Regions from separate parts of the Homo sapiens genome. Here region 1 is linked to region 2. Evidence: read pairs that join two places in POLR2A ChIA-PET (ENCODE). Cell type or tissue: MCF 10A. All regions are shown on one strand. Each heading gives the region's core, and the rest is flanking DNA. Links, peaks and the distances in the headings are about the cores only.

The links. Peaks named below come from ENCODE experiments on the same cell type or tissue, not always from the same donor. Only the 100,000 strongest peaks of a DNase experiment are listed, where the experiment ranks them.
Region 1: POLR2A ChIA-PET joins it to region 2 with 27 read pairs; 5 of 35 experiments call an interaction of 5 or more read pairs at or near these places.

What each region holds. Positions count from the first base shown.
Region 1 is chr6:117,384,767-117,393,378 of GRCh38, forward strand. It overlaps ROS1 (ROS proto-oncogene 1, receptor tyrosine kinase), which reads right to left. Exons shown (of 44, transcript NM_001378902.1): 12 at 8,458-8,555; 13 at 4,584-5,080; 14 at 3,014-3,226; 15 at 2,123-2,233; 16 at 917-1,095. Among named protein-coding and RNA genes, the nearest start is that of ROS1, 37 kb to the right of the region's middle. In MCF 10A, for the core only: no CTCF peak of the experiment used is centred there; a DNase peak (open chromatin) is centred at 5,125.
Region 2 is chr6:117,438,456-117,447,067 of GRCh38, forward strand. No RefSeq gene overlaps it. Among named protein-coding and RNA genes, the nearest start is that of ROS1, 17 kb to the left of the region's middle. In MCF 10A, for the core only: no CTCF peak of the experiment used is centred there; DNase peaks (open chromatin) are centred at 2,576, 3,616, 4,076 and 6,376.

The DNA.
Region 1 (8,612 bases), core at 241-8,240, 54 kb before region 2:
AAGGGTTGTTGTCTGGCTTCTGGGGAGGTTCAGCCAATGGAAGCACTGGCAGATTAGAGGGCAGGAGGAAGGAGGGGTTGGGGTTCTTATTCCTTTAGCTGGCTCCTTGCCAGACCATACATCTTGATAGTGGCCAGCTTCTGTGCCTAAAGTCACAGTCCATATCAGCTACTCTCCTACAGCTACAGCCCTCACCAGGTTCTTCCACTTCTTCCCCTTGCCTATTCACACCTAGACTTATGTCTTCGCACACTTGTAAACCGTGAGGATGCCTCACCATCATTTGTTCATTTTCCCTAGCCCTGTGCACACCTTTGAAAATAGTCTCTTCACTTAGTTGCCTTGAATCATGCTTTTGGAGCATGCCATGTTCCTGCCAAGAACCAACGCTCAGGTGAGCATTTTCATGTATTTATTTAAATTATTATTGGGGAAAAAATACCTAATTCAACAAATAGTGATAACAAATTTAATTTACAAAAAAACATATTTTAAAAGTGAGATGAGGCCGGGAGCGGTGGCTCACGCCTGTAATCCCAGCACTTTGGGAGGCCGAGGCAGGCAGATCTCTTGAGGTCAGGAGTTCGAGACCAGCCTGGCCAACGTGGTGAAACCCCATCTCCACTGAAAATGCAAGAAGTAGCCAGGCATGGTGGCATATGCCTGTAATTCCAGCTACTCGGGAGGCAGAGGCCAAGATGGCGCCACTGCACTCCAGCCTGGGCAGCAGGGTGAAATTGTGTCTCAAAAAAAGAAAAAAAAAATGTTTAAGTGACTTGGTTTAAAGATAAACATTAAATAAATAATAGCATAAGTGGTGCACAGGTATTTAAAAAAAAAAAAGAAATTGGTGTGCAAGTCACTGAAGTGGATAAGTATCATTCTAGAGCATCCAGAATGCCATGCTTTAACTCACCACATATGTCTTTCCAGCCCAGTAGAGAAAGTGACCCAGCCACTCAAAAGCTAAAGCCCCTGCTCCTGCAATGCTGGGTAGGTGATAATTCTCTGAGATATCCGTCCCATTCAGCAGCCACACAAAAACGTCGCCTTTCGTGTCACTGTAGTAGAGGCTGTTGTTATACCAATCCATGTCTCAAAATAAAGTGAATGATTAGCAGTTATTTTTCATACATACCAACAAAAACATAATGAGTCAACAAATCACATCTGCACCTCAACATAATTTTAAACAACACACTGACACATATTCACTAGAACTTGATCTGTCAAGAATATTTAAATAATGTTTCCCAAACTCTTAACCCCTGAAACCAGGGAGAACAGTGGATACACATCGAGCATCTCCTCTTTGCCAAACATTGTCCCAGGCAGTTTACAGATCTCATTTAGTTCCTAAAACAAAATTATGAAGTAGGAATTATTCTCATTTTTGAGATGGTAAACCTGAGACAAGGTGAGATCATGTGTTCTGCCTGAGGGCTCACAGATACATCAAGAGGAAGCCCAGACTCAGCCAATGCCAAAGTGGCATTCTCTCCATTGGTGCCACATTACCTACATTTGGCTCCTATGTTGGTCAGAAATGCTGTTGTACTTTTAATGGCCAAATAAATCAATAAACAATTAGATAACTATGGAAGATGTCATCTTCAGGCAAGATCACTGTTATAACACCCTAGAATGAAGACTTTTCTTCCTTCTAACGCCTTCCAGGCAAATTACCCATTCATTACTTAATAATCCTCTTTGTCAACCAATTATTCCTTATACCTTATTTAGAACTCTATGCAGCAGTTTCTGCTCCTGTCTTATAGCAAATGCACAGTAAATTATTTAAGTATAACTGTCTTAGTGGAACAAGATAGGCTGTTAATGTGAGATGGCATTGGTAGATTAATACATCAGCATTATATCAAAGCCTTCCTGGTGGGCATAAAACTAGAAACAACCTCACATTTTGTGACTTAATAAATAGCGTTCCTATCTAAGAACTGACATTTTCTTAACAGAATCACTGGCAGTAGAGTTCAGTCAATATTTTTTCCTTTCACTATTGACCAAATACAAAAATACCCTATTCTTTTGATTCATTGAATGATGTGGGAAGTCTTATGAGTAGAAATCTGTCATTCAAGTGAACAGAGGACTTGGGGTTTACCTGACACATTTCCTATATCAGAGGATAAGAACTCTCCTGGGCCAAAGCTATTTAATGGTTTACTCCAAAGCCCATCTTCTTTCACAGCCATGATAAATGGTGGTTCACTAGCTGTTTAGTAAAAAAGAAATTAAAAGAAACATCAGGGAAAGCAAACTCTTTAAAGGTATCTTATATACTTATATCTATGCCTTATATCTTATGATTTTCTATATAAAGTAAAAGAATGTCAACACTTTGAAAAGTTCTATAAAAGGATATGAGTAATTGTTATCTGTGTAACAAGAATGATCCCATTAAACATACTTTCTGATTTTCACATAAATTTTTGAAATGTGAAGAAAAACGCATGGTGAGATTGCCTCTATAACGGTGTCTTGATCATTGCAGAATTTTTTTTGAGGGGGCTTTGACTACTGTTTGTCATGGTCTCATTCAGAGCATCCAGAAGAGACTGTGTTAACAATAGTAATATGAATGGTATAGTCATCCTTCCATTTCTTTTCAGCCAAGAGGATGGAATTCAGCATAATTCACAGCCTCTCAACTTCTCTCAGCAAGACCCTCAGAGTTCAGAAATGCCACTGCTTAATATACCATAAGAAAGAAGAAACCCGTAAAGAATCAATTATAGTGTTTCCTTAAAAAATATCTTGGAAAGTTTAAAATGGCAGGTTAGAAACACTAATTAAATATCACACAGTGCTTTATTTGCTTTCCTAATCTCAGAAAATAAATATGTACTCAATATGTGTTTACTCAAACACATACTCAAGAGGTCAATACACCCTCATTCTCATTTCTTTAAACCCAAGGCAAGGAAATTTAAAGGGCACTCAGCTAGTCCTCTTTTTGTGAGAGTCACTCCCTAAATCCAGAACATTTTCTCACCTGGCACCAGGGTAGTACCCACTGAGGGCTCTGACCAGGGGCCTGGCCTCTTTGGAGAACTTGCTCTCACAGAAACCTTGTATTTCATAGCACTCTGCAGCTCAGGTACATTCAGCATGGTTCCACTTATGTTCAAGAAAATATGAGTGACTTCAGGAGGGTCTTGGGTGGATACTTTCACCTCATAGGTCCAGTTCTGCCAGGCAGAAGGGCCTAATTCAAAGAGTTCAATAATATCACTGATCAGGATGACATCTGCAAGGGCAAACCAAGGATTCTCCATAAATTCACCTACAGCCTCATCTCAAATGGGAGAGCAATTGGGCAGTAATATCCGCTACCCCGATAATCACCAGGGATCATTTGTTGATGAGGCTAGGACAGTGTTCATTCCTCATGCCGCTCATTTGGCTGCATTGAAGGAGACAGCATTCCCAACAAATAGGACTGTCCTTCAGTCAAAGCTATATGCTTGCTGCATATAATTGTCAGAGGGGTTCTCTACAACACTAATAGATATAATCAGGCTCTTAATAAAAAATGCTTAATGATGAACCTTTAATGTAATTACCACTGTTTGTATAGTACCTTCCTCCAAGAAGCCCAATCAATAAAAAAAAATTACCTATTCATTTTCAGCCATCTTTGAGATATGCAGCAAACAGACATAATTAACTTTGTTCTAAAGCAAAAACAGCCAATGTTTTCTAAATACTTACTATCGTCTAGGGGATCAGGGATTGGCAAACTCCACTCACAGGCCAAACCTGGCCCACTGTTTCTGTAAATAAAGTTGTAATGGAACACAGCCACAGTTATTCATTTACATATTATCTATGACTGTCTTCACACTACAACGACATAATTGAGTAGCTGACAGGGACCATCTGACCCACAAAGTAAATAAAAATATTTACTATCTGGTCTTTCCTTTACAGAAAAAGTTTGCTGACCTCTGTGCTAGATACTGTTCTAAGTGCTCTACTAATGTGTTTTAATTTTATCTGTACAACAGTTCCATTAAAAGATATAATAAATATTCCCCATTTCCAGGTGTGGAAACTGAGACACAGAGTGGTTTAGTAACTTGCCCAGGGTCATTCTATTAACAAATGGCAAGTATTTGAATCCGTGCAGGCTGACTCCAGAGCCCACCTGCTTACCCACCCACATACTACCTCTCTCCAGAGATGGAGATTCGAGTTCAGAGTTTTAGGGAATTGCTGAAATTCATGCAAGCTTTCAACAGCACAAAAAATCTCAACCCAAGTATTCTATCTCCCTGGCTATTTGTTCTGACTAGAATGTCAATGCCTGGATCTTAGCAGACACTCAATAAATGTTCAAATTATTCTATTGGGATATACATGAGAAGTATAGAGATTCTCCTAATGTAAAACTAATAAATGCAGAACAAATGTATAAACTTTTTTTTTAGCTAAGTAGCTGCTTCTGGTTGATGACTGAATAGCCAAATGGGGCTCTCAAAATTGAATCACAACGCCAAGCAGTTCAAACCTTCCTCTTATTCCAGCAAGGCCAGTAACCACACTGGGGACAGAGCACTCACTGGCTCCTATGGCAAGGGCAGGAGGCTTCCATTGAACAAGAGCCTGGTGAGAGCCAAACAGCACCGAAAGCTCCTGCGGGCGGCCTGGCAGAGGGTGCAGCTGGGAGGATGAGCCAAAGATGACCAAGTTACCAAACCCAAATTCTTCTATGTGACTCAGGTCACATCCCACGATGAATTCATTAAAAGACAAAGCATCCTGTTGGAAAATGACCTTGCCATCTGTGACAAGAAAGTCATTGTTTTCACAAGCAAAACTTTTCACATCAGCAAAGGGGATGCGAGGTAGGATGAGATGGGAAGCAGAGCCATCCAGAAATGTTGACATGAAGACTTGGGCAGTGTCATTGAAGTAAATGATTCGCTTGGCTTGTGGCTTGATTGCAAAGTCCTTTAACGTGCAACTCTCCACAATACGCACAGCTTCTGCACACCGGCCAGATGGTACAGGAAGGTCTGCTCTATAAATGCCATCTCTCAGGAGGTAAAAGACATACCTGACACAGGAACAAAAGAAACCTCATGAGATTCAGTCCAAAGGTTGATGAGTAACCTCCTCAGCTAATTGCTTCATTCTGTTGCACAATCAGAACTATGTATCTCTGATGTTGCTAAGTACAGGATTTTCCAAGGTAGAAAAAGGTAATTTCCTAAGATATACTCTATTCGTTTAAGTTACAAGTTGGAACATTAGAAAATTTCAGCCTCACTTGTAATGCTTAGTCTCTTAATTATTATAAGTGACTTTTTAAGGAATCAAAAAATTCAAAAACAGGAAGGGTCTTTTATTTTTTTGAGACAAGGTCTTACTCTGTCACCCAGGCTGGAGTTCAGTGACACAATCACAGCTCACTGCAGCCTCAACCTCCTGGGTTCAGGTGATCCTCCCACACCTCAGTATCCCATGTAGCTGGGACCACAGGCTTGCCACCGTGCTCGGCTAATTTTTGTATTTTTTGTGGAGACAGGGTATCACCGTGTTGCCCAAGCTAGTCCTGAACTCCTGGGCTCAAGTGATCTGCACACCTTGGCTTCCCAAAGTGCTGGGATTACAGGCATTAGCCACCAGCCCTGGCCAGGAAGGGTCTTTCAAAATTTTAAAGGAAAACATACTATATAGAAATCACATGGCTAAATATGGTATTTACTATCAAACATTTTCCTCCAAAAAACACACATCCTTAAGTCTAATTTTATCAGTAAATTTTCTCATGCATTCTGAGTGATAAATGGAAGAAAGTAAAACATTTAAACCATTTTTAATTGTACAGTTATCATTTTGCTATAACTAGCATGGCTACTTTGCATTTGCAGTGGACTAATTTTTTTTAATCTACAATTGATGCAGGCAATAGAGCTACCATTTTATAAACCACAAAGAAATACCCCACACATGACTGAAGCAGGAAAATCCAGCAATCAGGAGAAAGAAGCCAACGGAAGAATTAGAGAAGCACATCTAATTTAAAGTCAAACCTCACAGTAACGAGGCAGGTTATTTTAATAATGAAAAAGAAAACATACTGCCAAAATATTTCATTGACAATGAAATATGTAAATAAACTTTTAACTAAAATATAAAACCATTAATGTGGATGTAGCTAATTTACAATTCGTGATTATGGAGAAAGGTGCTAACAGAAGTATACTTTGATAAATTCTTATCCCAACCCCAAGGACTGGCAGCATTCCAACCTCTCATCAAAACTGTCAAATCATTTTCCTTGTCCTTATTTAGTTCTGCTCTAATTCCCCTTGATGACTATTCCAAATCTTGATCAATTTTCTCAAAACTCCTATGCTAGAATAATATCCTGAGATATAAGCTCCATTTTGAGATATGTAGCTATGTTCTTTTCCCTGAGGACGGATTGTAGCAGGCAAAAAGCAAAAACAGCTTGGCTCTTAATTTTCTGCTTTTGTTTCCTAAATTCAAAATTGTTAATGGAATTTGGAGGAATTTCAGAGTAGATAAAAGGAAAACTATCTGTGGTAAATATTACAATTATTATATTGAAGCAGGGAGGAAGAGAAAGAAAAATAGAAAAGGTGAAGAGATCTGGTGCATGGGAAGAGGAGGACAGAGTGAGGAGGAGAAGCTGGGGTGGAAGAAGATGGGGAAGTGGTGGTAGGAAGAAAAGCAGAGGTTTTACAGTAAGTCTGAACTCAATGAGGAGACAATTTGCAGTGCAAAAAGAACAGCATAGAGGAAAATATTTCTAATACCAGGACAATACACTGTTTCACACATCTGATGTCCTTTAGGACTACTAAACACAAACTATTGCTGAAAGTTACATGCTGATTTTTATAGAAACTCTCCTATCATGGTATAGAGAGATGGTTAGAAGACAGGCCCTGGAGCTAGAAGTCCTGGAGCAAGATTTCTTGTTCCAGGGCCTGTCTGGTTCCACTGGTTCCATCGCAAAACAGCTGTATAATCTTAGACAATTACGGAATCAACCCGTGTTTCCCTTTCCTTATCTATAAAACTAGAATAATAAAAGTACTTATTTCATAGGGTTGAATACAAATTAAATGAATTATTGGACATAATACACTTAGAAACACACATTCAGTATAAATACTAATTATCATTATCATTTCTAGTCACATTGCAAAATCTAAGCACAAATCCATTTTATCCTAATGGAAAAAAAGAGCCACTGAAGACCTCAGTGATCGCATTTGAATGATCGATTAGTGGGTAAAGTTCATTATCCTCAGAATGAGTCATTTTGTGTAAGTGTCAACAACAAAGTTACATTTCATAGGACCGTAGACCTTTACACATGAAAACAGTAAGATCCAGAGAATCCTTGTCCTACATCACAAAGCATTAAATATTCCATAATTCAGTAATTCATTCAAACCTAGAAGTTAAAATAAATCTTTAGTAAATTGTGAATGAATAGGAATAGAAAGCTTGATTTTAAAATCTATAATGAACAATCTTTTTTAAAAGAAAGTTTTGTTTGTGAAAAACATGTTATGAGCTGTATTTTTTTTTTCATTCAAAATGAAAGCAACTTTATTCCTACAGGAAAGAAAAAAGTTTAATCTTACAAACATGGGCTTTGCCTACTGGTTACTAATCTGTTATTATCTGGTCATATCTGAGAAATAATAACTCCAAAATAACTTTCTATGTGTTTATCCTTCATATTCATATATATCTGGAGTTCACAAAATACATGCACAATAAATACCTCATTTTGTCTTCAAAATAACCCAACTGGGTAAGTATTATTACCTTCCCTATATGGATTGATAAATCAATGGTCATAGACATGATATTACTTGCTTCAGGTACTACTCCAATTTAACAGCAAGACTGCGGTACAATGTGTCCATTTCATTTGGGGGTAGGAGGCAGAGTTATCAATCAGCTCCTGTCTCCTAAGGTGGAAGCTAGCAGCTTTCTTATTAAAGAACCTCTTGATAGATGTGAGAACCAAACCAGAGGAATGAACTACAGTTGAATGGCTCAGCAAAAGGAACAGGTGGAATGAAGGGGCTTTATCACAGGTAGTGTTGAGGCGGAAAGTGAGACTCAATCCCATGATAAAGAAGTGGCAAATCCAGGACTAGAACCCAACCCCTGACTCCCAGACAGGAGGTCTTTCCCATATTCCCATATTTGGCTGTGAAGGAGAGAGAAATAACTACTTTATAAGAGTTGATTTATGTTTGAAAAAACATTCCCTCCTGGCTCTACAGAATGAAAACTTTGCCTGAATTTAATTAAATTCACCTAAAGTAAGATGCATAGATAGGCTCATCTGGTACTACAATGTTTCATTAGCAAGCAAGTTTCTCAAAGATTATTTATTCCCAATGGAAGAGAATTCATCTTTACAAGGCTAACACATACCCATTGTATGAATCAGCCACAATTTTTTGAGGTGCACTAATAGAGGGTGGAGTAATTTCCTCGATGTTTGAGCAGTTCTCTAAATCACAGACACATACCTAAAAAAATAAAAAATATACCGGTAGGATTAGCATCTGTCTATACAGCATTAAATT
Region 2 (8,612 bases), core at 499-8,498:
TAGTAACATGCTATACAGGTTTGTTGCCTAGAAGCAATAGGCTATACCATATAGCCTAGGCATGTAGTTGGCTATACCATCTAAGTTTGTGAAGGTACACTCTATGATGTTCACACAAAATTGCCTAACAATGCATTTCTTAGAATGTACTTCATCATTAAGTGATGAATAACTGTATATAAAACCATATATTTTTATGATAATGATCTCATCTATGTAAAATAAAATAGAAAAAATTGATAGAAATATACCAAAATATTTTTCTCTGAGTGGTTTAAAAAATGAAAACTTCTGTGTCTTCACACATTTCCCTAGTTTATATATTTTCTGCAAGACAAATGCTACAATAAGAGCAGTAGTTTTATTACTTCCTGTATCATATTTACAGATTTGCTTATACAAATTTCATGAAATCTTTTGTCTGTTTCCCTGATTCCCAGCATGCATAGACCCCAGCTTCTCTCAAGTGACACCTCCAACAGGTAGCTCATCTGTGCCCCCAGGTTTGGGCTCTCATTGCCGCCATGGGTCAGAATTTAAGGCACCTTCACTCCATAGATGAAGATTGTATTGGATCAATTTTGCTCAATTTCTCATTTTAGCCTTGTGACTCATTTCCAACTGCTGAGTCTCTGGCCAGAGTCAGGGTTCCATAAACTTCTGTTAGACCCATCCAAATTTGTATCTTCACAAATAATCTGCATACTGATGACTGGTTCTCATTCATTGGCTACTAGCTGAATTTTCTGCATCAGAACCGCTAGTCTCCAAGAATATTACTTGTGCCTCATGCACTGATATCCCTATGGTTTATCTCGACCCTGCTATCCATAGATTCAGTGCAACCTACCATTGCTCCTTCTAGAGATCCATTGCCTCCTTAACTCTTCGTCTTAACAAAAGCATTGCCTTTTATTTAATTATCCCAAGTATTTGCATTTTTGAGCCTTTTAAATGTAACAGTAGACTAAAAGACATTGTGTGTCTTAATGGAAGCTATTTCTAGAAATTGAGCCCAGATACTGGATGACCCTCTAAACATTTTACCTAAAGGTAGCCCTGAAGTGAAAACTGCTTTAGTGGTAAAGGTAAGAGATTTTCCAAAGCAAAGCCAGGCTTCTCAGCCTTTTCTTTATCTCCCAGGCTCCAGAGATACAGGAGCCAAAGTTGAAATAGGGTTTTCACTGGTTTTCTTCCTCGTGAATACCCCCAACCATGTTCTCTATGCAGTTTCTCCACTCCCAGTATACTGAGGCCCATGAATCCTACAGGATACCATTGCAGCACCAGTCACTGTGCAGACTACCCACCTCTACTACCATCCCCCTCTCGGGCCAGAATCACTGCTGTTTCAAACTCTCACTCTAGGCATGACTATATGGACAGAAAAATGAAAAGCAACTGGCAAGGAACATCTGATGGACAGAGATAGCAAGGAGATTATTGATGAGGCTCATGGAGGCAGAGAACCTCAGTGAGAGATGGGACTGGGTCAAGGGGGTGGGGACAGAAACTGTTACCCATGAAAACCAAGTCTTAGGAGAAAAGAAGGAAACCCTACTAAATACATCATTTAGGGTTGTTTACCATTTATGACTAATTAGTCTGAGCACAAAATCAATTCTGAATACCAACTTCAGACTAAAAAACTATCCTTCCAAGTTACCTTAAAGTTCATCTAGGAGGCCGGGCGTGGTGGCTCACGCCTGTAATCCCAGCACTTTGGGAGACGGAGGTGGGTGGATCACGAGGTCAGGAGATCAAGACCATCCTGGCTAACACGGTGAAACCCCGTCTCTAGTAAAAATACAAAAAATTAGCCGGGCGTGGTGGCGGGCGCCTGTAGTCCCAGCTACTCGGGAGGCTGAGGCAGGAGAATGGCGTGAACCTGGGAGGCAGAACTTGGAGTGAGCTGAGATCACGCCACTGCACTCCAGCCTGGGTGACAGAGCAAGACTCCGTCTCAAAAAAAAAAAGTTTCATCTAGGAACAAGAAGAATGAGAATCTTTCAGGTTTCTTTGCTTCAAAAATTATTGCACTGTTAAAGTGAGGTTCTTGACAAATCAAGAAATGGTTCTTGAACTTTAACATGTATGGAGAGTTTATCAGGTGGTAGAGCATGTTGTTAGATACTTTGATGCACTTTATTTCTCTTATCCCGTACATTAGGCCTGTAACACTAAAGCCCTCACCTTTTCTATTGTTAAAAAAATGTAAAAAAAAAAAAAAAAAACTTAAGGCAAATTAAATTTAACAGAGTTTATTTGAGCAAAGAATGATTCATGAATCAGGCAGCATTCAGAACCAGGAGAGGTTCAGAGAGTTCCACCCAGCAGCATGAACAATAAGCTTTTATAGGCTGAACACTGAAGAAAGTATATAAATCATCTGATTGACTACAGCTAGACAGTTGCCTCATTTGGGCATGGTGTGATGAGTCTTTTGACTTATTGGAGCATGGTCTGATCAGTTGCAGCCTATGATTGGGTGAAGCTCAACTGTTTGTTACAAAAGTGTGCTCCTAAATTAAGTGTTTATTTATTTAAGTACTAAGTTATATTGCAGTGTATTACATAAAAACTTAAAGAATGGAGATATTCTCAGGGCAATGGCCTCCTACTTATTTAATCTGACACCATCTCCTAGAAATTACACAGTAATTACGCCATGGACTCCCATATTAGTCATGTCCAACCCTGATGTCACCACTTATAAGCTAAGTGACCACAGGAGTTACTTAAGTTCTGTCTGCCTCAATTTTCTCATCTGTAAATGGAGGTAATAACTGATTCAACCTCAAAATGTTGGTACCCGCCACTTGGGAAATTCCTAATAAATTACCTCACATGTTTTAAAATTTTGTAATTTTAGAAGTTCATGTTGTTCAAGTTAGAGGGTAAATTAGTCATAATGATTTGTCACATAAAGATTCAACAGTTATTTATTGCCTGCTATTTGCCAAAGACTGCAAGGCACTGTGAAGACAACAGTGAACTAAACAGATAAAAATCCCTGTCCTCATCTGGGTAGGGCTGGGGGAGGACAGGGCAGACATAAGCAAGTAAAACATGTAAGTTATTATTTGGTGAAAAGTATTAAAGAGAAAAAAGGACAGGCTTGTAGGGATTGAGGGCTAGGTGTGCAGGCTGCTATTTTAAATATAATAACATTACTTACCCCTTACACAATTTTGTTAATTATTAGTGAGATATTAAGTTTATGATTTTAATTAAAACCATGAATTAGTCTTTCCTAAGTCAACGAGGTTATCTGCTCACAAATTAAAAACATCTACACAAATTTTTGTAGCTATTTATATTTAATGAAAAAGTTTATCAGCATTTCTCACATACTTTCAATGAGAGCACTCTGACCACTTAAAGATCACAAGTAAGCATAAAGTGTCTCATTTTAGAAGTTCTATCGTAATGATAGAAGTACTATTTAAACTCATAGAAGATGAAGGAGTAGGAAACCATGCCTTCAGACTTAGCAAAGATCCTCATTTCTTTCTTCAATCACCTAGTCTGCATTTGCAAATATTGCAACATACATTTCAGACAAAGTTTTCAATTGTACCCTTTGATACAAAATTTCACAATGCAAAATGGTTGCAAAATTCCTCCAACATATAACAATACAATATTTACTTTACTCTCAAAGACTTGGCTTCGAAAGCAGGTTAGTGCAAACCACAGGCACCAGAACATTAATAGGAAAGAGTCTAGAGAGTGGACCTCAGTGCAGATCTGCAGTATCATCAAGAAAGCAGGCTTGTGTGCCCATTGCCTGCCTAGTGAGTGGGAAGTAAACTGCTTTGGGAGCTTCTTTCAAGATTCCTATTTAAAAGGTCATTATTAAGGAAAAGAGAGTCTGCCGTAGGAATTTTGAAGATATGCTATTGTATTAGTATGTTTTCATGCTGCTGATAAAGACATACCTGAAACCGGGAAGAAAAAGAGGTTTAATGGACTTACAGTTCCACGTGGCTGGGGAGACCTCACAATCATGGCGGAAGGCAAGGAGGACCAAGTCACATCTTACACGGATGGCAGCAGGCAAAAAGAGAGTTTGGGCAGGGAAACTCCCCCTTTTCAAAACCATCAGATCTCATGAGACTTATGCGCTATCATGAGAACAGCATGGGAAAGACCCGCCCCCATGATTCAATTACCTCCCACCAGGTGCCTCCCACAACACATGGGAATTCAAGATGAGATTTGGCTGTGCGGACACAGACAAACCATATCAGCTATTTAAATTTTTACATAATGTATCAAAGTTTAATTCCCTTGTTTTGAAATATACATGTAATTCAAAATGGTTCTGATTGCTTCTGCCTTTGACACAGAATCATAGCCATTTTGAAACAGACATGAGGCATGTTCTCTTAACTTAATGAGTATTTACTACTCACTGGAGAATGGTTTATAAGCATTATCTTGTTCCATTCTCTTAAGACTCAATAAAATAATTGTTAGCATATCCATTTACAGTTGAGAAAACTGAAGCACAAAGAGGTTTAAAAAGTTTCTCAGGTACACACAGATAGGAGGTAGCAGAATTGGAAATGAAACCTAAGTTTATGTGACCCTAAAGTTCATAACCTTAACCTTAATATTAAGCTGCTATTAGCCAGATGATGTTTTAAATGAGTCATTAGTATTCTTTTCTTTTTAGGAGGCTGGAATATCTCATTCGAATGGTCCTGCTCCTTTTAAGGAGGAAATTTATTTTATGTATAACTATGACTTCGAAGTTTAGAATAACCCCTACCACCACAAAAAATAAAAACAAAAACCAATGATCAAACACAGAGGAGAAACAATCCCCGAACTACAGGAAATTGCATTCTAAGGGTTGCTATAACTAAACATCTCTCGGTTTTGGAATGTGAATAAAGCTTTCAGGGGTAATGGCAATATTTTAAGTCTATTATTATCCATCGTAATAATAACACTTCTTAAATAAATATTTAATAATAAGCTTAGATTCCTAGAGTCACTGGCACATCTCTTGTTCTCTTCCTATAATCTGGTTTCTAATCTTTCTCTTCAATTTTTAACCTTCTACAGCTGCACTGTCCAGTAGGGTAGCCACTAGTCACATGTGGCAGCTAAGCATTTGACAGGTTGCTAGTACGAATTGGGACACCCTGTAAGTGTAAGCTATCTCAATTGTTAATATCGATTACATATTTAATGATATTTTGATACATTGGGTTAAATAAAATGTTTTTAATTTTATTTAATTTACATTGTATTAGGTTATTCCCAGAATACATGAGATCTACTGCCTATATTTCAAAGGAGTTACTAAAACAGAGATCTAAGACTGAGTAGGTCTTGGTTAGTATGCTAAGCTTTGGTTTTTGGGGAACTAAAATTGTCCCTATGAGCTCGAATTGGGGCTTTCTTATTTACCTAAAAACATATCATTAGGTCAATCAGTTTAATCAGGCTATTCTTCCCTGATCACTAGAATTCTGAAAAGTTAACCCTAACTAAATCCCTTTAATATGTGTGAAAAACTAGACTTCAGTTGTCCTTTCTAATCATGAAGACCACTGTGTTGACAGGATTATTGAGCACTGTGTCTTTGAATCTTCTCCCTGGGAGAACCCTGACAGTAGAAGACCATTAAGAGTTAAGTGGAGGTGATGCCCATCTCTGGATGCGGGCTTTGAGTTTTGAGCTTTGAGCTTTGCAGGAGCTCAAATTTTCTTCGTATCTCCAGTTTTGGTTTTAAATTCATGCAAACTTAGGATTTTACTCTATAACATTTTTTAATATAAAAATCAATTAAAAATTAACACTGGATCCACCAACTTCCAGACTTCTTTAAGTGAGCTCAGGTTTGTGTTAAGATATTTTCAGTTTGTTATTTTAATTCTTAGTCAAGAACTTCTCAATTGATATACCATAACAGAAGCAAGAAGAATATAAAATGTTAACAACAAAAGATGAAGCCTAACACCTTGGATGTTCTGGATGTTCCAAAAATGTTCATGGATGATGAATATAACTATCAAATGAGTAAAGTTTTAATGTCAAAAATATCCCCAAAAAAGTCTATCTATTTTTCTGGGAGCTTATTTCACTAACAAATGCAGGATGTGTCCCAATTAAACCTCAGGAGCACATGGCCTTTATTTACCAGTAAAGTTTGTCCCAGATATTAAACGGTCTTGCTCAACTACAGTTTACTGTCCACAGCCAAGACAGCTATATGTTCCCATAGCATATGTAGTGCAGATGACACAGCTAGTGTAGGCATTTTTCTGCTTTTCTAGTTGCTTTTATATCTGCCCTGAATTCTTACTGTAATATTCACTCCAAAACTTGCTCAATTGATTTCAAGAGGATTTCTCAATAGCTGGTATACCCCAAGCCACTTACTTCGAGTTACAAGAAAACTATGTTCTCATCCTAACCCCACCTGCCTCTTAAACCTCTACTTCTGTCTCTTCCTCTGGGAACTGAATAGTCAGGGATTCCCAGGGGAACAAGAGAGCCTGGAAATGGGTCTCAAGAGACCCAGTTGTGAGAGCTGTGTTAAGATAGCTGGCCTGTGGTCCCCAGGACAAGCACTGGCCTCATCAGGAGTGAATACTCTTATCTAGAAGGACAGGTACACATTGTTTTCCTCTTCCAAGACTTGAGTTGCTGGACACCAACTCAAACTCTGGACACTTCATTCTCTTCAGATCTTACTGCAACACTTGGAAATTTCAACATGGCAGTCTACCAGATCTAATTCTATACCAACACACTGTGTAAAGATCAGTTCTTCCCCTTCTTAAAACATTTTCGTGGCTAACGCATGTAATCCCAGCACTTTGGGAGGCTGAGGCAGGCAGATCACGAGGTCAGGAGATCGAGACCATCCTGGCTAACATGGTGAAACCCCGTCTCTACTAAAAATACAAAAAATTAGCCGGGCGTGGTGGCGGGCGCCTGTAGTCCCAGCTACTCGGGAGGCTGAGTTGAGGCAGGAGAACGGCCTGAACCCGGGAGGCAGAGCTTGCAGTGAGCCGAGACGGCACCACTGCACTCCAGCCTGGGCGACAGAGAGAGACTCTGCCTCAAAAAAAAAAAAAAAATTTTGCTGCCTTTCCATTTTCCTTAGAACAATCTCTGAAATCCCTAAAGTTGATGTGGTGTACAAGGACTTCCTCAGCCCACCTGGTCACCCTCTCCCTCTCTGACCTTCTTCTCTTACATCACCCTCCAACCAGCCAGACTCCTTCTGGTCCTTCCCTCCCCCCGTGAGCCTTTCCCATAAATCTCCACTGCCTGGAAAGCCCACCCCCCTCCCCAGCAGATTCATCCCACCCATCCCTCACATCATTTCCCCAGGGGCACCTTTTCCAACCCCAAAGACTAAGTTGTTTCTTCATTGTATGGTCTCAGGGCTCCTTGCATGCTCTTTTTGCCTACAGTTGCCACACTTATAATTATTTTATTGTCTTATATAACTTTTTGATTATTTATTTAAAGGATTTATTTCACCCTAGATTGTAAATCCCCTGAGATTAGAGAAGGTTTCACTGCTGATTCCTTGAACAACAATTTTGGCTGATAGGTTCAACCATGTGAAATGGCCGATAGACCAACATCTTGACCTTAAAAAAAGTCAGTTTTAGGCTGTGTGCAATGGCTCATGCCTGTAATCCCAGCACTTTTGGAGGCAGAGGCAGGTGGATAACTTAAGCTGAGGAATTCGAGACCAGCTTGGGCAACATAGCAAGACCCTGTCTCTAGAAAAAACAGAAAACATTAGCAAGGCATGGTGGTGCATGCCTGTGGTCATAGCTACTTGGGAGGCTGAAACAGGAGGATTACTTGAGCCCAGGAAATCAAGGCTACAGTGAGCTGTGATCATCCCACTGTACTCCAGCCTGGGTGGCAGAGTGAGAGACCCTGTCTCAAAAAAAAAAAAAAAAGTTAATTTTATATGATCCAATTCAATAACCATTCAATACATATTTATCAAATAAATACATTAATAAACCATACATTGTGGTTTTAGGTGGTGTGTGTGTGTGTGTGTGTGTGTGTATAATCAGCTACTAATGTAAATTTTTACTTTTAAAAGAAACTCCTTAAGTTCTGCTAACTTTTTAAATGTATTTCATTGGGTTTCATAGATATTTCTCAAAGTTAAACACAACAACAAATTCCAAAAATGGTCCCTACTAGAAATACAAGTTTGGCAATTTCCCTCACCTCCTTTGATCTTAGGTTAATTTTCTATTCTCCTGAGTTTTCTTCATTCTTCTGTGAAATTAAATTCAGCCGCCTGTCGAGCTCTCTGGATCCCTTGCAGGTGAGTTCTGCATGACTTCCTTCTGACCTGTGGAAGGAGGAACAAGGAATATTTCCAAATTTTGCACTGCCACCCCCTTCCCTCCCTGAGCGTTAGGCTAGACAGTAGTGGCCAGAAGCCCTTCTTGCTTCTCTCCTCCTGAAATTGATTCAGCCATTTAAGACTATGACTGTTCTCCCACACAGAAACTCCTCTCCAGAAATGCTTGGCCCAAACTCCCCTAACATTTGTAACTTCGTATAACTCTTTTGGTTCAAGTGCAACAAAAAATGAGTGGTACGGT